2 separate regions of the Homo sapiens genome follow, and region 2 is linked to region 1. A link is an interaction called in ENCODE POLR2A ChIA-PET data of the cell type or tissue named here. Cell type or tissue: IMR-90. All regions are shown on one strand. Links, peaks and the distances in the headings refer to the core of each region. The heading gives the core; the rest is flanking DNA. Region 1 overlaps KDM4B (lysine demethylase 4B). Region 2 overlaps UHRF1 (ubiquitin like with PHD and ring finger domains 1).

What was found. Peaks named below come from ENCODE experiments on the same cell type or tissue, not always from the same donor. Only the 100,000 strongest peaks of a DNase experiment are listed, where the experiment ranks them.
Region 2: POLR2A ChIA-PET joins it to region 1 with 5 read pairs; 7 of 35 experiments call an interaction of 5 or more read pairs at or near these places.

What each region holds. Positions count from the first base shown.
Region 1 is chr19:5,008,921-5,026,287 of GRCh38, reverse strand. It overlaps KDM4B (lysine demethylase 4B), which reads right to left. Exons shown (of 23, transcript NM_015015.3): 2 at 9,949-10,031. Among named protein-coding and RNA genes, the nearest start is that of KDM4B, 48 kb to the right of the region's middle. In IMR-90, for the core only: no CTCF peak of the experiment used is centred there; a DNase peak (open chromatin) is centred at 7,777.
Region 2 is chr19:4,915,138-4,923,137 of GRCh38, reverse strand. The region is part of intron 2 of UHRF1 (ubiquitin like with PHD and ring finger domains 1); the gene reads right to left. It also overlaps a transcript of ARRDC5 not described here. Among named protein-coding and RNA genes, the nearest start is that of UHRF1, 9.6 kb to the right of the region's middle. RefSeq lists enhancers at 6,519-6,578, 7,830-7,879. In IMR-90, for the core only: no CTCF peak of the experiment used is centred there; DNase peaks (open chromatin) are centred at 7,237 and 7,777; H3K27ac peaks cover 1,739 bases.

The DNA of each region.
Region 1 (17,367 bases), core at 4,678-12,677:
TTTGGGAGGCCGCACACATAGGGTCTGCAGATTCTACAGCTGCTCCTGGCTGGGGGACCGCAGAGGAAGCTGGGAGACCAGGGCAAACTCCTGGGCTTAGCGATCCTCACCTCGGCCTCCCAAAGTGCTGGGATTATAGGTGTGAGCCACCACGCCCTGTCCCTGGGTTTCTTCTTTATTCGGGGCTCAAGACATGGCCAACATGGTGAAACTCCCATCTCTACTAAAAATACAAACATTAGCTGGGTGTGGTGGCATGCGCCTGTAATCCCAGCTACTTGGGAGACTGAGGCAGGACAACTGCCTGAACCCAGGAGGCAGAGGTTGCATTGAGCCGAGATAGTGCCATTGCACTCCAGCCTGGGCAACGAGTGAAACTCTGTCTCAAAAAAAATTAATAAGTAAAATAAAATAAATAAATAAATTTAAAAAAAAGGAAAAAGACAAATGAAGTTGGTTTGGGACCAGAGAGGTCTGGGTGGCAGCGGGGCTGCGTCTGGAAGTGATTGTCAAACACGCAGGGGTGCAAGTTCTGGGCGGTCCAGGGCAGGAGGAAAGTCTAGGCAAAGGGAAGGACCCAGCGAAGCCAGGGAAGAGCTAAGGCCCCAGAGGCCGGATGGCAGGGAGCGCAGAGGAGGCGGCAGGATCGAGGCTAGACCAGGGTGGGCCCTGGGGGCTGGGCTGGAAGGAGCCTGCCCTCCTGTGGGGTTGGACGGGAAGCCGACAGGTGGTTCAGAGCAAGGAGACACGATCCAACCGAAATTTCTAGAAAGCTCTCTCTGGCTGTGGGAAGTGGATGGCAGGCAGGGCTGGCTTCCAGGGCATGCAACCCCCATGGGTACCCCAGGCCCCACTCAGTTAGATACACAGTTTAAGGCCCGGCTGGCCCCACCTGAAGACTCTCCATGGTTTTAGCACGGGAACCCTGTGGGTTCATTTCACATACGGTCCACAGAGTCTACAGCTGCTCCTGGCTGGGGCACCGCAGAGGAAGCTGGGAGACCAGGGCAAACTCCTGGGCTTAGCGATCCCCTCATCTCGGCCTCCCAAAGTGCTGGGATTATAGGCGTGAGCCACCACGCCCCACCCCTAGGTTTCTTCTTTATTCGGGGCTCAAGACAGGCTTGGGCCTCCAGCTTACCATGAAAGCCGCTTAACCCAACCCAGCTCTCAAAATCTCTAACAACAAAAAAAGGGTCCCTTTCTCCCCTCTACTCATTTTGAGGCCCAAGAGCAGCCTTCTGAGTAAACTACACACCACTGAATGACATGCTTCAAATGGGTGACTTGTATGGTTCGCAAATTGTATCTCAATAAAGCCTTTTTGTTTTTGTTTTTTGAGACGGAGTCTCGCTCTTGTCAGTCAGGCTGAAGTGCAGTGGCGCGATCTCAGCTCACTGAAACCTCCGTTTCCCGGGTTCAAGCAATTCTCCTGCTTGAGCCTTCTGAGTAGCTGGGATTACAGGCACTCCCCACCATGTCCAGCTAATTTTTGTATTTTTAGTAGGACGAGGTTTCACCATGTTGGTCAGGCTGGTCTCCAACTCCTGACCTCATGATCCACCCACCTCGGCCTCCCAAAGTGCTGGAATTACAGGCATGAGCCACTGCACCTGGCCTTAAAGCCTTTTTTTTTTTTAGGGCAGCTGTTTGTTCCAGGGACCCTGCACACCACGGGCCAGGCCTGGCTCCTCAGCCCTCCTGCTGTGACCATGACATGGGACCAGCAGCTGCATCTTATGGGCGGCCCCACCCCGGCTGTCCTGGACAGCTCCTCTGCAACCTGGGGGAGGAACAAGTGAGGGACGCTTCCGGCCCGGCTGAGCAGGGCCGCACGCTCCAGCCTGGGCTGCTCTCCTGATCGCTGACACACTGGGCCCAAGGATACCCTCCCGGGCTGCCACCCTCACTCTTCAGTCTTCAGATGCAGGGGCTTGGCAGGGGGCTTCAGGTGGGGACAGTCTGGCTGACCCCATCAGGCCTTCACCCCACCTGCACTGGCACTGCTGGGGCTGGGCCGGCATCCTGTCCACATGACCCCAGGCCCCACAACTGCCCATGTCCCCAAGATCTGAGGACTCTCCTTGACCCCAGAGTCCACTCTGGGATGGAAGAACTTGAAGGTGGGGCAGGATGCAGGGGTGTGGGCGCAAGGGACACCCAAGAAACAGCCAGGTGATGGCTCTCAGCGGCCACACGCAGAAACTGATGACAAAGAATCGGTTTAAAAATAAGAAGGCCAGGGGCAGGGGCTCACGCCTGTGACCCCAGCACTGTGGGAGGCCAAGGTGGGTGATCACTTGGGGCTAGATGTTCAGGATGAGCCTGAACATAGCGAGACCCCATCTCTACAAAAAATTTAAAAATCAGCCAGGCGTGGTGGTGCACACCCAGCTACTTAGAGGCTGAGGCAGGAGGATTCCTTGAGCACAGGAGATCGAGGCTGCAGTGAGCCCAGACTGCACCACTGTACTCCAGCCAGGGACAGAGTGAGACCCTGTCTCAAAAAAAAAAAAAAAAAAAAAAAAATTCAAAAAGACAGTGCATGGTTTTTGAAAAGTATCAGGCCCTCCTCTGTGGGTAGGAAGTGTGGGGGCTCCCTCGAGCCCTCGTCCTCTTGTCCCACCTCCTGCTCCCACTGGTCCCTGTCCCAGGAGGGCTGGGCATCAGGTGAAGCCCCATGCGGCCCCAGTGAGTCCCAGCCGGCCTCCAGCCCCTGTGCTGCCATCTCGCTGGTTCCTGCTGCCAAAGCACGGTTCCCAGCAGGGACCGAGGACAGAGGAGCCCCAAGCCACCAGAAGGCCCAGGAGGAACCCGCGATGCAGCCAGGTTCCCAAGTGAAACCTGGCCACAGAGGCAGCACGAGAACGCCACTCGGCCCCAGCCCCGGGCATGTGGCCTGGCACCGCATCACCACGTCCCACGAGCAGCTCCAAATGCCTCCCCTGGCAAGACCGGGATTCACTTGTCTCTGGTCTGATCTACATAAAGGGCCCTCAGGCAGGAAAGAGAAAACCTTGGCACGAGAACGTTCTCTGCTTCGTCCTACTCCAGAGAGCACCAGCGCGTGCCAGGTTCCCTCAGCTCAAGGCCCTTCCTCCACCTCCGCAGCCACAGCACAGCCTCTTCCAGCCTCTCTCTGACTCTCACCCTCCTGCCTCCTCTCATGAGGACCCGGTGAGGACATCGGGCTCCCCAGATCATCCAGGGTCATCTCCCAGCTCAGGGTCCTTCACTCAGTCCCACCCGCGAAAAGTCCCTTTTGTCATTTAAGGTAATATATTCATGGGTTCCAGGGATTAAGATGTGGACATCCATGGGGACCATCATTCAGTCCACCACGACTGCCATGTGGGAAATGTACCATGCAAAGAAATAAGCATACCTTGTACCCATAAAAACTACAAATTAAAACTTCAAAAAAAAAAAGTACCAACCCCCACATCCCTCCAAGCCCCCCCACCTGGAGAGCACTCCTGCCCGGCACACCTCGGGTAAACTGAGCACCTCTGCCTGCGCTCACTCAGACAGGAGCACAGTTTCCAGAAAATCAGACAAGGGAGTGAGCTCTCCCAACCCAGCTCCCCTGCAACACCAACAGACAGAGGCGGCACTCCAAGAGGTGGAGCAGGAACAGCCGCGCATGGTCACAGAGCTAACTCCCGGGACCATCCGTGGGGGTGGCCAGTGGCCTAAGTGAGGCAGGTGGAAGTGGGCTCCAGTTGCTGGCACTCCCAATGTCCTCAGTTGCCTCCTCCTGAGGCCTGGGCTCTGACAGGTGGGATTTCCAGGTCATGAGGTTTGCAGCTCATTACTTCTTCAGACACTCAGGCCTAAGTGTGGTGAGACAAGCAGACGGACCAGCCTCAAGATGAAGCCACGAGATGTGAGCCACACCTCAGCACGGTGGCCCTCGGGCGGAGGTCCTGTGCCCTGTGCCCTACGTACCCAAGAGAGGTGGTGTGAGGAAGGACAGGCACAAGACCCAGAGCACCTGGGGCCAGGCCTGGCCCTACCACTGATCCCCAGGAGATGAGGGACCAGGGCCACACTCTCAGAGGGAACATAGGACTATCAGCACCTGGCCACAGGGCCCGCCTGTGCTGAATGAATGAGCCACAGACAAAACCCTCACAAGGAACATGGCCCAAGTCACCACCTCCGGGCCACTTGACTCTGTCCATAAAACCAACAGTTTGATCCAAGCTCAATGCTCAGTCCTTCTACCCAAGGACCCCCAAACTGCAGAGGAGAAAACAAACGGACGATCACACATTGCCCCTGCTTGGGGGCCTACGGAAAGCAGACAGAGGCAAACAAAAAATGCGTGCCAAGTCTCTTAAATTAAAAATCTGGCTGGATATGGTGGCTCACGCCTGTAATCCCAACACTTTGGGAGGACGAGGCAGGCAGATCACGAGGTCAACAGATCAAGACCATCCTGGCCAACACCGTGAAACCCTGTCTCTACTAAAAAAATACAAAAATTAGCCGGGCATGGTGGCACGCTCCTGTAATCCCAGCTACTCGGGAGGCTGAGGCAGGAAAATTGCTTGAACCTGGGGCAGAGGTTCCAGTGAGCCAAGATCACGCCACTGCACTCCAGTCTGGCAACAGAGCGAGACTGTCTCAAAAAAAAAAAAAAAAAAAACCTGTGCCAGGCCTGCACTCTATCTACTCTTTTCCTTCAGTGTTTGTTTTTTATTTTATTTTTTGAAACAGGGTCTTGCTGTATCGCCCAGGCTGGAGTGCGGTGGCACAATCACAGCTCACTGCAGCCTGGAACTCCCGGGCTCAAGCCATCCTCCCGCCCCACAGGTACATGCCACCACACCCAGTACTTTCTGTATTTGTTTTGTAGAGACCAGGTCTCACCATGCTGCCCAGGCTGGTCTTGAACTTCTGGCCTCAAGCAATCAAGGCCACCCGCCTTGGCCTCCCAAAGTGCTGGGGTTACAGGCATGAGCTGCCATGCCCAGCCTAGTATTTGTTTTAATTAAAAGAAAAAACAAAAGATGCCCTCCTGGTCATGACACTCCCCAAAACAGCACATGATGTCAGAGTGGCCCCACCCCAAGAGCTGGAGGACACAGGGCCGCCCGAAGCCTGCAGCCAGGGGTGTTTTCTTTCTTTTTTTTTTTTTTTTGAGACAGTTTCACTCTGTCGCCCAGGTGGAGTGCAGTGGTGCGATCTCAGCTCACTGCAACCTCTGCCCCCAGGTTCAAGCAATTCTCCTGCCTCAGCCCCCGAGTAGCTGGGATTGTAGGCACACGCCACCACGTCCGGCTAATTTTTGTATTTTTAGTTGAGACGGAGTTTCACCATGTTAACCAGGCTGGTCTTGAACTCCTGACCTCAGGTGATCCGCCTGCCTCAGCCTCCCAAAGTGCTGGTATGACAGGCGTGAGCCACCACACCCGGCCAGTCAGGGATGTTTTCTATCAGCCCCCAGCTGACACCTATCCGTGTGCACAGACAGAAAGCGAAGTGTTCAAGGTGTGCTTTTTTACAGGTCAGGAAAAGTTACGAGGCCTGAACAAGGAAACCTAGCATTCTATTTAGGAGGAAGAAACCATTACGATTCAATACTCAAATAAGCCAACAGCCGAGGCACGGGAAGCAGGCAGGAGGAGAGGCCGACTTGCAGCTGCAGTGGGACCCCCTTCCCCCAGCGCCCGCGGCCTGGCTTCCTCTGGGCACCAAGCGACGGCTCCAGGGTCGAAATGGAGAAAGTGAGCAACTATTCCGAGAGTCTTTTCCAAGACCAGAGGCAGCCCTCATGCACGGCTGGTGGGAATGTTGAAGGGTGCAGCCGCCGTGGAGACGGGCAGGCGATTCCTGAGAAGGCTAAACAGAATGTACCCTTGGACCCGCGATTCCACACCCATGTGTCGGCCCAAGGGAAACAAAAACGCATGTCCACAGCAGCACCTGCACACCAACACCTACACACCAACACCTGCACACCAACACCCACACCAACACCTGCACACCAACATCTACACCATCTGCATACCAACACCTGTACACCAACACCCACACCAACATCAACAACACCTGCACACTAACACCTGCACACCAATATCCACACCAACACCTGCACACCAACACCCACACCAACATCCACACCAACACCTGCACACCAACATCCACACCAACACCTGCACACTAACACCTGCACACTAACACCTGCACACCAACATCCACACCAACACCTGCACACCAACACCCACACCGACACCTGCACACCAACGTCCACACCAACACCTGCACACCGTCCACAGCAGCACCTGCACACCAACATCCACACCAACACCTGCACACTAACACCTGCACACTAACACCTGCACACCAACACCCACACCAACATCCACACCAACACCTGCACACTAACACCTGCACACCAACACCTGCACACCCACACCGACACCTGCACACCAACGTCCACACCAACATCTGCACACCGTCCACAGCAGCACCTGCACACCAACGTCCACACCAGCACCTGCACACCACTGTCCACACCAATACCTGCACACCAACACCCACACCAACACCCACACCTGCACACCACCTGCACACCAACACCCACACCAACACCTGCACACCAACATCCACGCCAACACCTGCACACCAACGTCCACACAAACACCTGTACACCAACACCCCCACACGAACACCCACACCAACACCCGCACACCAACACCTGCACACCAACATCCACACCAATACCTGCACACCAACACCTGCACACCAATACGTGCACACCAACACCCACACCAACATCCACACCAACACCTGCACACCAACACCAACACCCACACCTGCACACCAACACGCACACCAACACCCGCACACCAACGTCCACACCAGCACCTGCACACCAACATCCACACCAGCACCTGCACACCAATGTCCACACCAACACCTGCACACCAACACCCACACCAACACCTGCACGCCAACGTCCACACCAACACCCACACCAACACCTGCACACCAATGTCCACACCAACATCCACACCAACACCTGCACACCAATACGTGCACACCAACACCCACACCAACATCCACACCAGCACCTGCACACCAACACCCACACCAACACCCACACCAGCACCTGCACACCAACACCCACACCAACACCTGCACACCAACATCCACACCAACACCCACACCAACACCTGCACACCAACGTCCACACCAGCACCTGCACACCAACGTCCACACCAACACCTGCACACCAACGTCCACACCAACACCTGCACACCAATGTCCACAGCAGCACGACTCCCAATAGCCAGAGAGGAGGCCACATGAGCGCCCATCAGCAGGGGAGCAGGTCGCCCGGCACCACACACAGCAGAACGCGACTCAGCCATGAAATGGAGCAAGGCTCTGACGCAGGCCACGGAGTGGATGAACTCTGAGGATGGGCCACTCAGTGAGAGACTCCAGGCACAAAAGGCCACACAGTGCGCGATCCCATTTCTATGAGATGTCCAGGACAGGCCAGTCCACAGAGGCAGGAAGGAGATGCCTGGTTTTGGGGTGTGGGGGACAGGATGAAGAGCAACTGCTGAGGGGGACAGAGCTTCCTCTGGGACAATGAGATGCTCCGGAATGAGTGGTGATGCTGCCCAGCCCTGTGAGTGCACCAACGACCTCCAAACTGTATCCTTTAAAGAGTGAATATGATGTATGTGAATTTCCTCTCAGTAAAAGTTAACTTTTACAAAGTGAAGGCAGCCTATCTGGGGACCTGCCAAACCACAGCAAGCCCACATGGTTTGCCCTGAGCTCCTCCTCTCCTTCAGCTCCAGGCCTTCGGAAGCAGGAGCCCTGCTCCCTTACTCCTGTCTCCTGTGCTCTCCCCGAGGACTTTCTAGCACCTCCTGGTTGCTGCACTCAGCACCTTCAGATATAAAGTGGGTTTATCAAGGGCTATGTGGTGAACTTCGGCAGGATGAGGTGACTCACGCCTGTGACCCCAGCACATTGGGAGGTTGAGGTGGGAGGATCATTTGAGGCCAGGAATTTGAGACCAGCCTGGGCAACATAGCCTCTACAAAAAATAAAAAAATTAGCCAGGTGTGGTGTGCATGCCTGTAGTCCCGGCTACTCAGGAGGCTGAGGCGGGAGGATCCCTTGAGCCCAGGAGGTGGAGGCTGCAGTGAGCTATGATCACACCACTGCACTCCAGCCTGGGTGACAGAGTGAGACCCTGCCTCAAAAAAATAAAGCTAACTGGCTGGGCACAGTGGCTCACGCCTGTAATCCCAGCACTTTGGGAGGCCAAGGTGGGCGGATCACGAGTCAGGAAATGGAGACCATCCTGGCTAACACGGTGAAACCCCATCTCTACTGAAAATACAAAAAATTAGCCGGGCGTGGTGGCAGGCTCGTGTAGTCCCAGCTACTAGGGAGGCTGAGGCAGGAGAATGGCGTGAACCCGGGAGGCGGAGCTTGCAGTGAGCTGAGATCACGCCACTGCACTCCAGCCTGGGTGACAGAGGGAGACTCTGTCTCAAAAAAAATAAAAATAAATAAATAAATAATAAAGCTAACTGACAGAGCAAGTTGCTTACTTGGTTCATGCTGTGTTAATTTGGGTACAAAGAAAACAGCTGAGTTTTAGAAAATTGACCATCTTGTAAGGAAGCACAAACTTGAAGGGTAAAAGCAAGATTTCAGGAGGCACAGACAGACCTGCCAATTTCCAAACCAAGTCACCAAGAGACTCGTCCATCCTGCTCCAGCCAGCAGTAAGTTAACCTGGACAAGAGGAGGCGCATGGTTTTCTGCACAGGCCCAAACAGGAAATATCTCCAGATGCGCAGGCCACGCCCTCTGTTCCAGCTAGTCACTTCTCCCACTGTGAGGAGAAGGCAACCAGGGACAATGCTCAGGCAAATGGACACAGCCATGTGCCAATAAAACTTTATTTATAAAAACAGGGGGTCAGATTGGGTCCAGGGGCCATAGTTTGCCAACCACGTGACCAGAGCCTCTTCCCTTACACTTTATGACTTCCCAAAAGAGGCTGGGCTCCACCACCCTCCTCAAGGTCCTAATCGTAGTAGAACAGAAAAGGCACCCACAAATGACTCAAGGGCCCCAGCTCAAGTCCACACTCGCCCTCATTAGCTACAGGGGGCCCTGGATGGGCCCCTTCCTCCCTCTGCACAGGGAAGCGGCACACAATCCAAGGGCGACGCCGCACAAGGCAGCCTTTCCCCGGTGCTCTGCCGGCCGCCGCTGCCACTGCCACCTCTGCCTTGACGGGAGGACACTGCACTGCTCATCCCACACTTGACACCCTCCACTGGGTCACCCGGGCCCTGTGGGTGTGGCCAGAAGGGATGAGGTCATTCTCTCTCTTCTCCTGAGTGGTCCCCCTGGGCTGCCACCAGAGGCACCTCTTTGTGCCACCGGCTTATAAGAAAGGCACAAGAAAAGGAACTAAACCCGGGGCGGCTGGGCCATGGAACTACCTCAAAGGCATTTAAAAATGAGTCTCCCATTTTTAGAGAGCCCTGCTCTAACTGCTCCCCACTTCTGACAGTGTGTGGGGGAACGCCCCTTGAGCTCAGGTGTCCCCAGGGCCGATGCAGACAGGGTAGTGGGTCCTGGGAAACCCCAGTGTCACCCGAAATGCAGGAGGAGCCACAGCTTTTCCAGTTTCTAGAAGTGAGAGTCGGGTGGTTCGATGCCGAAGGGCGAGATGCAAGCCCAAAGCAGACAGGCTTCATGAAGAAACTTGCAGAAGAACCTCCCTACCATGGCCCGCAGGCTCCCGTCTAAGCACAGCTTGCGCCTGGACGTCCCGGGAATTCAGAGCCGGTCAGGCCACCACCTTCTCCCTGGCGGGCCACCCAGGGAAGAGGCCACAGCCTTCCGGTCCCTGGTCCTGTGGGGCCACCTGGGGGCCAGGCCCGTGTTACTTACTTCTGGATGGCGAGGTTCCTGGGTGGAGATGCTCCAAAAATTCGCTAGGATTTGTCAGGTGCCTCCAGCAACAGTGATGGTTCCTAAAACATGCAAATAAAAGCATGATTAACTAAACTGATGGCACGCTCAAGTTTTAATTCTAAATTCGACTCCCACCAGCTGTACGCAGCCCGAGGACGCTTGCCTTTATTCAGATTTTCCACATTCTTGTCAATTTTTAACAAGACAAAAATCCGTAACTATAAGCACTTTACCCAGTCAAGTTTTCCAATGAGGGCCCATTTTAAGCTTAGCTCCTAAAATCTACGGGCCAAGGCAGCGGGAGTATCCGTGAACAGTCAAATGAAACCAAAGAAGCTTCTGGAGGCCTTAAGACGCAGACACCTACTGAGAGATTTTCAAGAAGTTTTGCTTCCTCCAAGGGGAAAAGTGCAGAAAATGCACCCAGTTTTTCCCCCACCTCCCAACACCAAGAGGCAGAGCACGGGGAGAGAGGGGGGCAGGGGCTGCGACCGCACAGGGGCCAAGGCACAGCCCAGGCGTTGAACTTAGTCCTGGACACAAAGACGCTCAGATACTTGTAGGATGGATGCGGAACAGAACTCCAAACTTTGGATGTGACACCAAGACTTTTTTATTTTTATTTTTTTTAAGAGACAGGGTCTCACTATAGCGTCCAGGCTGGTCTCGAGCTCCTGGCCTCAAGTGATCCTCCTGCCTTGGGTTCCCAAAGTACTGGGATTACAGGCATAAGCCACCACGCCGGCCAATATCAAGACTTTCATGGCGGGGCGAGGTGGCTGACATCTGGAATCCCAGCACTTTGGGAGGCCGAGGCAGGCAGATCAGCTGAGGTCAGGGGTTCAAGACCAGCCTGGTCAACATGGTGAAACCCCGTCTCTACTACAAACACAAAAATTAGCCGGGCGTGGTGATGTGCACCTGTAATCCCAGCTACTCAGGAGGCTGAGGCTTGAGAATCACTTGAACCTGGGAGGTAGAGGTTACAGTGAGCCGAGATCATGCCATTGCACGCACTCCAACCTGGGTGACAGAGCAAGACTACGTCTAGGGAAAAAAAAGGACTTTCACAACCTGACCTGCAGCTCCCACTGGACTTGGCACACCTGGGGCTCGGTGGGTGCCCAGGCCTGCGAGCCCTCGTCTCAGAGCTCCACCGGTGCTGGCTCTCAGCTCAGGCTGCCCTCTGCTTCCTTCTGCTCAGCTAATGCCAACTCTCACTTCAGAAGCACTCTAAGGTCCCCTCGGCAGGCCCAACCTCCAGGGCAGAGGAGCTCGCCCCCTGGGGCCCTGGTTTTGTTGTACTTTTTTTTTTTTTTTTGAGACGGACTCTCGCTCTGTCACCCAGGCTGGAGTGCAGTGGCACGATCTCGGCTCACTGCAACCTCCGCCTGCCGGGTTCAAGCAATTCTCCTGCCTCAGCCTCCCGAATAGCTGGGACTACAGGCGCCCGCCACCATGCCCGGCTAATTTTTTGTATTTTTAGTAGAGACGGGGTTTCACCATGCTGGCCAAGCTGGTCTCGAACTCCTAACCTTGTAATCCACCCACCTCGGCCTCCCGAAGTTGTACACTTTTTACAATTCACCAGGACTTTTAAATAACACCAAGTAGTACAGTGGCTCACACCTGTAATGCCAGCACTTTGGGAGGATGATGAGGGAGGATCACTTGAGGCCAGGAGTCTCAACAGCCTGGCCAACATAGTGAGACTCTGTCTCTACAAAAAATTTAAAACTTAGGCCAGGCGCGGTGGCTCACGCCTGTAATCCCAGCACTTTGGGAGGCCGAGGCGGGTGGATCACAAGGTCAGGAGATCGGACCATCCTGGCTAACACAGTGAAACCCCGTCTCTACTAAAAATACAAAAAATTAGCCAGGCGTGGTGGCGGGCGCCTGCAGTCCCAGCTACTCGGGAGGCTGAGGCAGGAGAATGGCGTGAACCCAGGAGGTGGAGCTTGCAGCGAGCCGAGATCGTGCCACTGCACCCCAGCCTGGGCAACAGAGCCAGACTCCGTCTCAAAAACAAAACAAAACAAAACACTTAGCCGGGTGTGGTAGCATGTGCCTGTGGTCCCAGCTCCTCAGGAGGATCGCATGAGCCCAGGAGTTCAAGGCTGCAGCCTGGGCGACAGAGCGAGACCCTGTCTCAAAAAAATAAATAATGCAAGTTTCACAAATGCCCTAGAGCACGCAATGAGCTCTGACATTTTCTATGTTATTTTAATCTGCTTTTTAAAATCACTGGGCACGGCTCATTCACCCGACTTCCATATCTTCCCACAGGCCCCGCCCCGGGTAGGAAGGGAACAGCAGGTCCTGGACTGCCGGGCCACGGGCTGCGCCTCTTCCCCTGTGCCAGATGAGCGGCCAAGTGCCCTGCAAAGGGCTTCACGACCTCTCCCACCTGCCCAGGCCTACCCGACACTGTCACCAACTGAACCCGAGGACCGGAATCCCTCCACGCAGCTGTGGGCAGCAGAACAATGGTTCCCAAAGATGTCCCCATCCTAACCCCCAGACCCTGGGACTATTTCACCTTCCATGGCAACAGGGGCTTTGCGGATGGGACTGAGTTAGGCATCTTGAGATAGGGGATGATCCGGGAGGCGGAATGTCCTCACAGCCTCCTCATGGGAGGAGGCCAGAGGGTGAGAGTCAAGGCCTGGAAAACGCTGCGCTGTGGCTGTGAAGGGGGAGGAAGGGCCCCAAGCCGAGGGATGCGGACACCTCTAGACGCTGGGAGAGGAAAGGAATGGACTGTCTCCGGGAGCCTCCAGAAGGAACAGCCCTGCCCACATCATGATTTTAGCCCAGGGAGGCCCATGTCAGACTTCTCTCCTCCAGGCATGGGAGAGAATGAACGGGTGCTGTTTTCAGCCACTGTGTCTGCGGCCATTTGTCATAGCAGCAAAGGGTACCTCCCTGACTTCAGCGGAGACAAGGGCCTGTCCACTCCCAGGGGCCACCCAGGCCTCTCCCCTGTGACCTGCTGCTCCTGGCTGCCACCAGGTCCCCACGGGATCCTGGGTCTCCCCTGCCACAAGTAACTGTCTCTTTGTACAGCTCTCTCCCCCGCTGCACGACGGGCCACCCCCACTCTCAGCACTTGGTCAAGAAGGCATGGAAGCCACCAGACCCTGAGGCTCTCAGCTGGACAGACCTCAGCCCGGTGCTACCAAGACCACGGGTCCTTCTGCCCTCCCTCTCTGGGGCCCCAAAAGCGCCCACTCCAAGCTGGGAGGCTGGAGGCTCTGGGGCTGAGGCCGGGCCCCAGTTCTCAAGGCACAGCCCGAGCCTAGGCCTCTGTCCACCCTGGTCCCCATCCGCAATAGATGAGAGGCCGGGCTAGCCTGCCTCCACTGCCCCTCCAGGAGGGAAGACGAGGGGTTGGGGCCCAGGCAGCTCCCTATTCCTTACGCATGGGCTATGCGGTGACTTCCTTCCATCAGTGCACAAATGGAAAGTCGGGGGCAGCATCCCGGGGAGAGGATGATGAACCCCTGCAGCTACGCCGTCAGGGCAGCAGCAACAGCCACACGGCTCCAACCCCATCCTGCTGATGGCCCACGTCCTGACGCTCACCGGGATGTGATGAGAAGAGCCCTTACCTCTGAAGTCCTCCCAACAGCCTCCACCGCGTGCCAGCCTGAGCAAAATGCCAGACACACCCCAATCGAGGGGCGCCCTACCATCTGCCTGGCCAGCCCCCTCAACACTGTCCAGGCACAAAACACAGGGAACGTGTCGGGAGTGGTCCCAGCCCAGAGGAGCCTGAGGAGAGGGCCATGGGCCACGAGGGATCCCAGGACTGCCACGGGCCACGAAGGATCCTGGGACGGCTACGGGCCACGAGGAATCCCGGTGTGGGGGGCCCTGGGACAGAAAACAGTCCATTAGGGGAAAGCAGAGGCAATCCGAATGAAGCGGGAAGTGTCATTAACAACGTGTTAATCAAGAGACAAATGCGCCACAACAGGCAGGATGTTCCCACAAGGAAAACGGGTGGGGGGTGGCAGGCAGAGACGGGAACTCTCACTACCACTTGCCCAAATTCTCTGTAAATCTAAAACTGCTCCAAAAGCTAAGTTCTATTAACTGCCAGGAGGGGAAGACCCAGGTGGCTTAGGTTTGACTGCACCCTGCCACGGGCCCAGCCTGTCAACCCTGCTGCGGCTTCTAGGCAGATCTGGGCACTAGGAATAGAACTGGCAAGGGGAGCCCACCGCAGCATGACAGAAGCCTGCAGTGACAGCCCAAGGCATCGGACGACAACGCCCCCAAACAGCACGAGCTACCGATTACGTAACAGCCACTGCCCCGCACGTGCTGACCCTGAGGGCAGCCTCAGATACAGTGCTGGCTCTGTGAGCCCCTCCGCCAAGACCCGCGGGTGGGGCGGAAGAAGAGACCACTGGCGGGAATCAGGGAGGAGACAGTGGCACCACAGCACAGAGGCCTGAGGACCACAGAACTTGGCCCCCAAGAACCCCCCAAAAGGAGGTACTCTTGGCCATGGGGCTGCCAGTCACCGGAGCCCCCAGGGCTGACCCTCGGGTGGGTTCCGAAAGTTGGGCCTGCACCAGACCACACTGCCCACCTCTTTCCCGGGTCTGAGCACGGGTCCAAAAACAGGAGTCTCTGAACCAGAAAGAAGGGATCCTCTCACCTGCACGCCTGGCGAGGTTGCCTGAGCCGGGATGGCCCAGGGCCCAGCCCTGCCTGCCTCTCCCACGGCCACAAGCCCCAGGTGGCCTTCAAAAGGGACATGCCATCTCCTGCCTCCCACCCAAGTCTTCAGCCCCACAGGAAGGTCCTCCTTTTTCCAGGGGCTCTGCGTACCCCTTACAGGTTGGGGGTGGACACCCAAAGCCTCAGATGGGCCCACGACATGAACGCTCTGGCACCCTATGAGTATGAACTCAGGAGCTCTGGAAAAGAGACAGTGAGATGGATACAGGTGTGCATATACACATGGGTTAGCGTTCCTACTTCCAAGCCCTGTCAGCAGAGAAAACCTAGAAGCAATGATGCCCCAACAGCATCGAGCACGGCCAGCACCCAGGCCACAGTTTGTAAACATCATTCTCCACTGTGAGGAACCAGGGAGCCCTGCAGGACACGTGGTCAATTCCAGGGCTGGGGCAGAATATACAAGCTGAGCCCAGATCGCCCTGCAGGACCTGAGAGGAAGGGAAGGCTTGACAGGATGGGAGCGGGCAGAAAGGACATGCGAGGGGCTCCTGATGGCCAAAACGAGGACCACCTACCTCAGCACCAGGATGAATGACAGCATCATGTTACAACCCACAGGATAAAACAAACACACAGATGGCTTTCCTGAGAGAACATGTGAAATGCAATTGAGCGCCAGGTGCAGTGGCTCACGCCTGTAATCCCAGCACTTTGGGAGGCCGAGGCAGGTGGGTCACTTGCGGTCAGGAGTTCGAGACCAGCCTGTGCAACATGGTGAAACCCCATCTCTACTAAAAATACAAAAATTAGCCAGGTGTGATGGTGGGCACCTGTAATCCCAGCTACTCGGGAGGCTGAGGCAGGAGAATTGCTTGAACCTGGGAGGCGGAGGTTGCAGTGAGCGAAGATCGCGCCACTGCATTCCAGCCTGGGCAAAAGAGTGAGACTCTGTCTCAAAAATATATAAATAAATAAAATGCAACTGATAAATGGGGAAGAGGGACAGCTTTCCTCCACAGAAGAATTCTCCTTCATAAGTGTCAAAGGAATAAGCATAACATAAAATCACCAGTCCAACACCACGGGAATATTTCCTGCAGGAAAGAGCCACGCGGAAATGTAAAAATTGGTGAGCAAAAGTTGAAGGAACAGGACATGTTCACAGGCTCAAAGTCCCAAAGGGAAAAGGAGTAACTTTGCAGTGGAGAAACTTGACCGACGCCTCAGCCAGGCGGCCACGGTCAACACCACCACGCTGAGCCGCATCAGCCACATCAGCCACACGCACCTCCTGATACACTGCACAGGGAAGGAGCAGCATGAGCCCTATGGTATGCTTCTAAAAAGTCCAGAGCCCAGGCTAACCATGAGAAAACGTCTGAAAGCCAAGGGAAGTTCCTTCTACAAAACATCTGCCTGGTGCTCTTTGGAAGTGCCAAGGTCGTGAAAGTCAAGGCAAGATGGAGGCCTTGGCACACCTGGAGGAGCCTATGAGACTAAATGGTGAGTGGGGTCCTGGACGAGGTCCTAGACCAGGAAAGGGACATTGGTGGGACAACTAGTGATATTCTAATAGAATCTATAGTTGAGGCCAGGTGCAGTGGCTCACACCTGTAATCCCAGCACTTTGGGAGGCCAAGGCAGGCAGAGCACCTGAGGTCAGGAGCTTGAGACCAGCCTGGCCAACATGGTGAAACCCTGTGTCTACTAAAAATACAAAAGTTAGCCAGGCGTAGTGGAAGGCACCTGTAATCCCAGCTACTCAGGAGGCTGAGGCAGGAGAATCGCTTGAACCTGGGAGGCAGTGGCTGCAGTGAGCCAAGATGGCGCCCCTGCACTCCAGCCTGGGAGACAGAGCAAGGCTCTGACTCAAAAAAAAAAAGAATCTATAGTTGAGTAAATTGCATGGTAGTATGGAATTGGCTAATTTCTGAGCATTCTGTGGTTACATAAGATGCTCACATTAGGGGCTGAGTGAAAGGTACACAGGAACGCTCTGTGCTATCTTTGCAACAGTTCAGTGAGTCTAAAATTATTTCAAAATAAAAAGTTAAAAAGACCAAACCAAACAACCACCTGGACCTCTGTCCTCTGAAGCTCAAGGCATAGCAGGTTTTCACTGGAAGAGGAGAGTCAGGCCGTGAAAGAGCCAAGGTGATCAGAAACCAAGTGGACACCACCACATCCCTTCCACTTCCAGGCCCCACTGAAGACCAAACCTGCTGAATTCAAGTTGCAGATCCTTCTTGAGTGAAAGAACTGAAAAGCTGACATTTGTCACCAACCTCTGCATCCTAGGGAAACAGCCTCTTATTTAGAAATATGTCACCAAAACCTTCATATCCTTATTGATACCAAAATCCAACTGAGGAAGGTGGCATGGCTCAATAAAGGAAGCAGGGAATAGGCCGGGAGCGGTGGCTCACACCTGGAATCCCAGCACTTTGGGAGGCCAAGGTGAGCAGATCTTTCGAGGTCAGGAGTTTGAGACCAGCCTCACCAACATGGCAAAACCCCATCTCTACTAAAAATACAAAAATTAGCTGAGCGTGGTGGCATCCACCTGTAGTCCCAGCTACTCAGGAAGCTGAGGCAGGAGAATTACTTGAACCTGGGAGGCAGAGGCTGCCTGAGCCGAGATCATGCCACTGCACTCCAGCCTGGGCAACACAGCGAAACTCTGTCTTTAAAAAAAAAAAA
Region 2 (8,000 bases), core at 1-8,000, 98 kb after region 1:
GCGGGTAGGCAGGGGGGCAAGGGCTGTGGTCTGGGCGGCCAGGAGGGATCCAATGAGGGGCCCTGGCCAGGCTAATGGGCAGCCCCTGACCCGCAGGAGCAGCTTGGGGAGCCAGGCCTGCAGTCCCAGCCCATCCCCTCTCATCTGTTACTAGGGACAACATCTGTGCCACCCTTGCTGGGCCTGACGGGTCGCCCCTCCATGACTTCGGCCCTTCCCACATCGGAAAGGTGAGGTGGATAGAAGCACCCTGCTTAGCGTGGGCTACGTAGGAGGGACAGGAAGTGTCTCCCAGTACAATGATGTAGACAGGGGCAAATGGGGCGGGAAGTGGGGATGGGGCCTGGCCCAGGCTGGCACAAAACTCTGACTCCAGAACACAACTCACGAGCTGGCTGGGCAGCCTCCTGATGCCGCTTCTGGAACATTGCAGAAAGGCCCCAAAGCAGGCAGGAGGAAGCTTGCACAACCCGAAGCGCGAAGGAGGAAGCTTAGTTATTGTTAAGTTCTGACCCCACAGGTGAGAGAAAACATGGTCAGTAAGGCAGTAATTGTTCTAAATTTGTAAAGGGTCAGGCACGGTGGTGCACGCCTGTAATCCCAGCACTTGGGGAGGCCGAGGGCGGATGGATCACCTGAGGTCAGGAGTTCGAGACCAGCCTGGCCAACATGGCAAAACCCCATCTCTACTGAAAACACAAAAAATTACCCGGGCGTGGTGGTGGGCGCCTGTAGTCCCAGCTACTGGGGAGGCTGTGGCACAAGAATTGCTTGAACCCAGGAGGCAGAGTTTGCAGTGAGCCGAGATCACACCACTGCACTCCAGTCCGGGCAACAGAGCAAGACTCCATCTCAAAAACAAATAAATAAATGAAAACATAAAAAACAAAAGCCCAGGTCCGGTGGCTCACACCTGTAATCCCAGCACTTTGGGAGGCCGAGGCAGGCAGATCACTTGAGATCAGGAGTTCGAGACCAGCCTGGCCAACATGGTGAGACTCCATCTCTACTAAAAATACAAAAATTAGCTGGGTGTGGTGGCGCACGCCTGTAATTCCAGCTACTCAGGAGGCTAAGGCAGGAGAATAGCTTGAACCTGGGAGGCAGTGAGCCGAAATCTCACCATTGCACTCCAGCCTAGGCGACAGAGCGAGACTGTCTCAAATAAATAAACAAAATAAGTAAATACAAATAAAAATAAAAATCGAGTTTTTAAGACTTGCCTTGTATGTGGTCAGTTTCCCTAAGCACTCCTCGTGGCCTGAGAAGAATGTGTTTTCTCTCTTGCTGGGTTCAGATTCCATCCATGTCATTACGGTAACCCTGTTACTTGTGTTGTTCAAATCATCTACATCTTTATCAATTTTCTTTTTCTTCTTAAAACAGGGTCTCCCTCCCTGTTGCCCAGGCTGGAGGGCAGTGGCACGACCATGGCTCACTGCAACCTCGACCTCCTGGGCTCAAGCAACCCTCCCGCCTCGGCCCCTCCAAGTAACTGGGACTACAGGCATGGGCCATCACGTCCAGAAAGTTTTTTGTATTTTTTGTACAGACAGGGTTTCTCCATGTTGCCCATGCTGGTCTCAAATTCCTGGGCTCAACTGATCCTTCTGACTCAGCCTCCCAAAGTGCTGGGATTACAGGACCCAGCCACTGTGCCCAGCATCCTGACCAACTTTCCTTTTTCGTTTGTTTTTTGAAACGGAGTTTCACTCTTGTTGCCCAGGCTGGAGTGCAGTGGTGTAATCTCGGCTCACTGCAACCTCCGCCTCCCAGGTTCAAGCAATTCTCCTGCCTCAGCCTCCCGAGTAGCTGCGATGACAGACATGCGCCACCATACCTGGCTAATTTTGTATTTTTAGTAGAGATGGGGTTTCTCCATGTTGGTCAGGCTGGTCTCGAAATCCCCACCTCAGTTGATCCACCCGCCTTGGCCTCCCGAAGTGCTGGAATTATAGGGCTGAGCCACCGTGCCCGGCATCCTGGCCGATTTTCTTTCTTTTTTTTTCTTTTTTGAGACGGAGTCTCCCTCTGTCACCAGGCTGGAGTGCAGTGGCACGATCTTGACTCACTGTGACCTCCGCCTCCTGGGTTCAAGCGATTCTCCTGCCTCAGCCTCCCGAGTAGCTGGGACTGCAGGTGCATGCCACCACGCCCAGCTAATGTTTGTATTTTTAGTAGAGACAGGGTTTCACCATGTTGGCCAGGATGGTTTCGATCTCTTGACCTCGTGATCCACCCGCCTTGGCCTCCCAAAGTGCTGGGATTACAGGTGTGAGCCACCGCGCGTGGCCCTCCTGACCGATTTTCTATCTGTGTGATCCATGAGCCACTGGGGAAGATGCACTGAAATTCCTGTACCTATGATGTCTGTGTTATAGTTATGGCATCTGTAACTCACTTCAAAATGATCCAGTAGGAGCCAGTACAGTGGCTCACATCTGTAGTCCCAGCTGCTTGGCAGACTGAGGCTGGAGGGTCAGGGGAGCCCAGGAGTTTGGGGTTCTCATGCAAAATGATCACATCTGTGAATAGCCACTGTGCTCCACCCTGATCAACACAGCAAGATCCCATCTCTTAAACAATCCAGTCAGGTAGAGGTAAGTGGGTAGGGTAGAAATGAGCAAAATGAACAAGATCAGACACAGCAGATGACTACTGCAGAGGGTGATGGCTACGTGGGACTTACTTTTTTTTTTCTTTTTTTTGAGACGGAGTCTCACTGTCACCCAGGCTGAACTGCAGTGGCGCAATCTCAGCTCACTGCAACCTCCGTCTCCCGGGTTCAAGCGATTCTCCTGCCTCAGCCTCCCGAATGGCTGAGAGTACAGGCACATGCCAGCATACCCAGCTAATCTTTGTATCTTTGGTAGAGACGAGGTTTCACCATGTTGGCCAGGCTGATCTCTAACTCCCGACCTCAGGTGATCTGCCTGCCTCAGCCTCCCGAAGTGCTGAAATTACAAGCATGAGCCGCTGCGCCCAGCCTCTTTTTATTCTTCATTAATAATTTAAATGATTGGCCGGGTGCGATGGCTCATGCCCGTAATCCCAGCACCTTGGGAGGCCAAGGCGGACGGATCAGCTGAGGTCAGGAGTTCGAGACCAGCCTGACCAACATGGAGAAACTCCGTCTCTACTAAAAATACAAAATTAGCCAGGCGTGGTGGTGGGTGCCTGTAATCCCAGCTACTCGGGAGGCTGAGGCAGGAGAATCGCTTGAACCCGGGAGGCGGAGGGTGCAGTGAGTTGAGATCACGCCACTGCACTCCAGCTTGGGCAACAAGAGCAAAACTCTGTCTCAAAAAAAAAAATATTAACAATAATAATAATTTAAATGAAAGAAGATTTACCATTATGGAAATTTGTAAAGTCTCCTATCATTGAACCTAGTGAAGTTGAATGTCCCTATTAAATGACACCACCTCAGCCCTAACTCAAGGTCTCCTACTGTGCCTGGTAAAAGGAGTGACTTAATCTAAAACCCACTTGCCGTTTTTGGCAAAAGGAAAATCATTATCAGAAAAGATAAAATGGGCTAGGCGCGGTGGCTCACACCTGTAATCCCAGCACTTTGGGAGGCGGAGGCGGGTGGATCATGAGGTCAGGAGATCGAAACCATCCTGGCTAACACAGTGAAACTCCATCTCTACTAAAAATACAAAAAATTAGCTGGGCGAGGTGGCGGGCACCTGTAGTCCCAGCTACTCGGGAGGCTGAGGCAGGAGAATGGCATGAACCCAGGAGGTGGAGCTTGCAGTGAGCCAAGACCACGCCACTGCACTCTAGCCTGGGTGACAGAGCGAGACTCTGCCTCAGAAAAAAAAAAAAGTTAAAATGGGGCTGTGTGCAGTGGCTCATGCCTGTAATCTCAGGTATGATTTGGGAGGCCAAGACGGGAGGATCACTTGAGTCCAGGAGTTGAAGATCACCTGGGCAACATGGCAAAACCCATCACTATAAAATTTACCTCTAGTCCCAACTACCTGGAAGGCTGTGGTGGGAGGATTGCTTGAGCCCAAGAGGCAGGGGTTGCAGTGAGTCGAGATCGCGCCGCTGCACTCCAGCCTGGGAGACACTGATACACTGTCTCAAAAAAAAAAAAAAAAAAAATGAGGTCAGGAGCAGTGGCTCAGGTCTATAATCCCAGCACCTTGGGAAGCTGAGGCAGAAGGATCATTTGAGGCTAGGAGTTCAAGACCAGCCTGGGTAACATGGCAGGAACCCATCTCTATAAAAATGTTTAAAATCAGCCAGGTATAGTAGTATACAGCCTATAGTCCCTGCTACTTGCGAGGCTGAGGCAGGAGGATCACTTGAGCTCAGGAATTCGAGGCTGCAGTGAGCTAAGATCGTGCCACTGTACTCCAGCCTGGGCAACAGAGCAAGAGCCTGTCTAAAAAAAAAAAAAAAAAAAAAAAACCAGCTGGGCACAGTAGCTCACGCCTGTAATCCCAGCACTTTGGGAGGCTGAGGCCGGCAGATAACTGGAGGTCAGGAGTTAGAGACCAGCCTGACCAATATGGAGAAACCTCGTCTCTACTAAAAATACAAAATTAGCCGGGCATGGTGGTGCATGCCTGTAGTCCCAGCTACTCGGGAGGCTGACGCAGAATTGCTTGAACCCGGGAGGTGGAGGTTGCGGTGAGCTGACATCAAGCCAACGCACTCCAGCCTGGCGACAGAGCAAGACTCTGTCTCAAAAAAAAAAAAACAGGCCAGGCACAGTGACTCATACTTGTAATCCCAGCATTTTGGGAGGCCAAGGTGGGTGGATCACCTGAGGTCAGGAGTTTGAGACCAACCTGGCCAACGTGGTGAAACCCCGTCTCTACTAAAAATACAAAAAAATTAGCCGGACGTGGTGGTGTGCACCTGTAACCCCAGCTACTTGGGAGGCTGAGGCAGGAGAATCACTTGAACCTGGGAGGTGGAGGTTGCAGTGAGCCAAGATCACGCCACTGCACTCCAGCTTGGGCAACAGAGTGAGACTCCATCTCAAAAACAAAACAAAACAAACAAAAAAAAACCCATAGCAAACGCACACATGTTCAAGCACTTCTGGAAGCAGACAGGTTACTACAGGGGGGAAACTGAAGGTCAAGGCAGAGTGGAAGATATTCTCCTTGCTTTTTGGACATTTGGAATTTTGTAACATGGGCATTGTATAAAAGCTAGGCCAGGCCCAATAGCTCATGCTTGTAGTCCCAACTACTCAGAAGGCCGAGGCAGGAGGATCACTTGAGCCCAGGAGTTTGATACCAGGCAAGACCCTGTCTCTGCAAAAAAGTTTTTTCAATTAATAAAAATTTAAATATTGGGTGTGGTGGCAGGCACCTGTAGTCCCAGCTACTCAGGAGGCTGAAGTAGGAGGATTGCTTGAGCCTGGAAAACAGAGGTTGCAGTAAGCCATGATCACGCCGCTGCACTCCAGCCTGGACGACAGCAAGACCTTGTCTCTTTTTTTTTTTTTTTTTTTTTTTTTGAGACGGAGTCTCGCTCTGTTGCCAAGCTGGAGTGCAGTGGCGTGATCTCGGCTCACTGCAACCTCCACCTCCTGGGTTCCAGCAATTCTCCTGCGTCAGCCTCCCAAGTAGCTGGGACTACAGACGTGCACCACCATCCCCAGCTAATTTTTGTATCTTTAGTAAAGATGGGGTTTCACCATGTTGGCCAGCATGGTCTCGATCTCTTGACCTCGTGATCCGCCTGCCTCAGCCTCCCAAAGTGCTGGGATTACAGGCGTAAGCCACCACGCCCGGCCTTGTGGACCCTGTCTCCCTTAAAGGCAAAAAAAAGAAAAGAAAAAAAAGTGTCCAGATAAATACAAATACAACTTGATAACTAAGTTTGCTGATTCCTTTTGAAAACTTAGACAAAGGGCCGAGTGTGGTGGCTCATGCCTGTAAACCCAGTACTTTGGGAAGTCAAGATGGGAGGATCACTTGAGGCCAGGGGTTCAAGACCAGCCTGGTGAAAAAAGCGAGATCCCATCTCTATAAAAAAGAAAAAAAAAAAAAAAAAAACGAAAACTTAAGACTAAAAGCTCACTGCACCCCCCCCCCCCACCGAGCTGCCCACTTCCTACCCCTCGTGCCACATTCAGGGGCTCTCTTTCAGGGTGCCGAACACTGCCTAGCGGCACAGCAGGGCAGATAATGCCACCGGGTTTGGGGAGCAGTGGTTCTCCAACTTTAGGGATAGAAACCAGAAGTTTAGGAGCTCAGCAAAGACCGTGTAAGCCTCGATCAGGAGGGACCTCCAGCCGGAAGAGAGAGTGCCTGCAGGGGCCTGACGGGACCTGGGGGGAAGGAAGTGAGAAACTGCTCTGCCTTCCTGAGGGGCAGCCACAGCTCCTGCTGGCCCGTCTCAGCGCCTCTGCGACAACCTCAGGTGCGGGCAAGACAGACGGAGGGAGAGAAGGGAGGAAGGAAAAACGGATGCAGGAGGATCCTAGACACGGAGGAGACAGAACCCACAAGAGGGGGCGGCGGTGGCGTGGACGGCGCCGCGAGGGCATCCCAGCACACAGGACGGGTGGAGGGCTAGTGACAGCGGAACTCTGCCCTTCGACCCGGCCGGGTCACCGCTGAGGACAGACCCTAGAGCGGCACTTCGGGGGTCAGTGAGGTCAACACAACCGCCACAAAGACACCACGATCACTGTCGCTGCCACTTTCCCTCTTGCGGTCTCAGGAGGGCACAGGGAGGCCTTTGGAGGCTGCGTCACCAGGGACGGCTCCGCCATGTTGACAGCTAAAAGAGGGGGCGCGCTTGTCTTCTTGTGCTCTGAATTTCTCAGCTTTCAATTTATTTGGTTTTTTTTTTTTTTGAGACAAAGTCTCGCTCTGTCTCCCAGGCTGGAATGCAGTGGTACAATCTTGGTTCACTGCAGCCTCAACCTTTCAGGCTCAAGTGATCTTCCCACCTTGGCCTCCCGAGTAGCTAGGACTACAGGCATGCGCCACCATGCCCGGCTAATTTTCATTTTTTGTAGAGACGGGGTCTTGCTACATGGCCCAGGCTGGTCTCAAACTCCCAACCTCAAGCGATCCTCGCCTCAGCCTCCCAAAGTGCTGGGATTACAGGTGTGAGCTACCATGCCTGGCCTCAACTTCTAACACACTAACAGCCGGCAGACATAATCCACACAGACACAGGCTCCTGGGGCTATTGGATCATTCTGGATGATGTAAAGGGTCCTGAAATCCGTTTGAGAACCCCTGACCTGGAAAGACTCCAACACAGCGCACGTAAGGATCTGTTCCAGCACATTCCACAGCAGCATTCTTCCTAGCCAGAAAACCCAGACACACCAACTGAGGCTGGATTAAAGTATGCAATCTAATTGACCAACTATGTCCACGGGGACAATTCTGGCCTGCACCTCTTTTGTTTTGGTTTTGTTTTTTGTTTTGCTTTTTTTTTGAGACGGAGTCTTGCTCTGTCGCCCAGGCTGGAGTGCAGTGGTGGGATCTCAGCTCACTGCAACCTCCCACCTCCCAGGTTCAAGCGATTCTCCTGCCTCAGCCTCCTAAGTGGAACTACAGACATGCGCCACCACGTCTGGCTAATTTTTGTATTTTTAGTAGAGACGGGGTTTCACCATGTTGGCACGCTGTTCTAGAACTCCTGACCTCAGGTGATCCGCCTGCCTTGGCCTCCCAAAGCACCGGGATTACAATCATGAGCCACTGGGCCCCGCCATACCTGTTTTTATAAATCAAGTTTTATTGGAACAAAGCCACGCCCACCGGTTTACAGATTGTCTACAGCTGCTTCGGGGCCACAACAGCAGTGGTGAGTCACCCTAACAGAGGCCGCGCCCTCTACCAGGGAGCCATCCTGGGGGAGGGATGCCGCAGTGGGTGGGAGCTGGTGGTGGGGACCCTCCCTCCCGCAGACAGAAGGGCAGGTCTCTGCAAGGGGGCCGTCCAGTGGGGACACCTGAGGCATCACTGTGACAAGTGACTCTTGCAAGGCCATTCCTGGGCCACCAT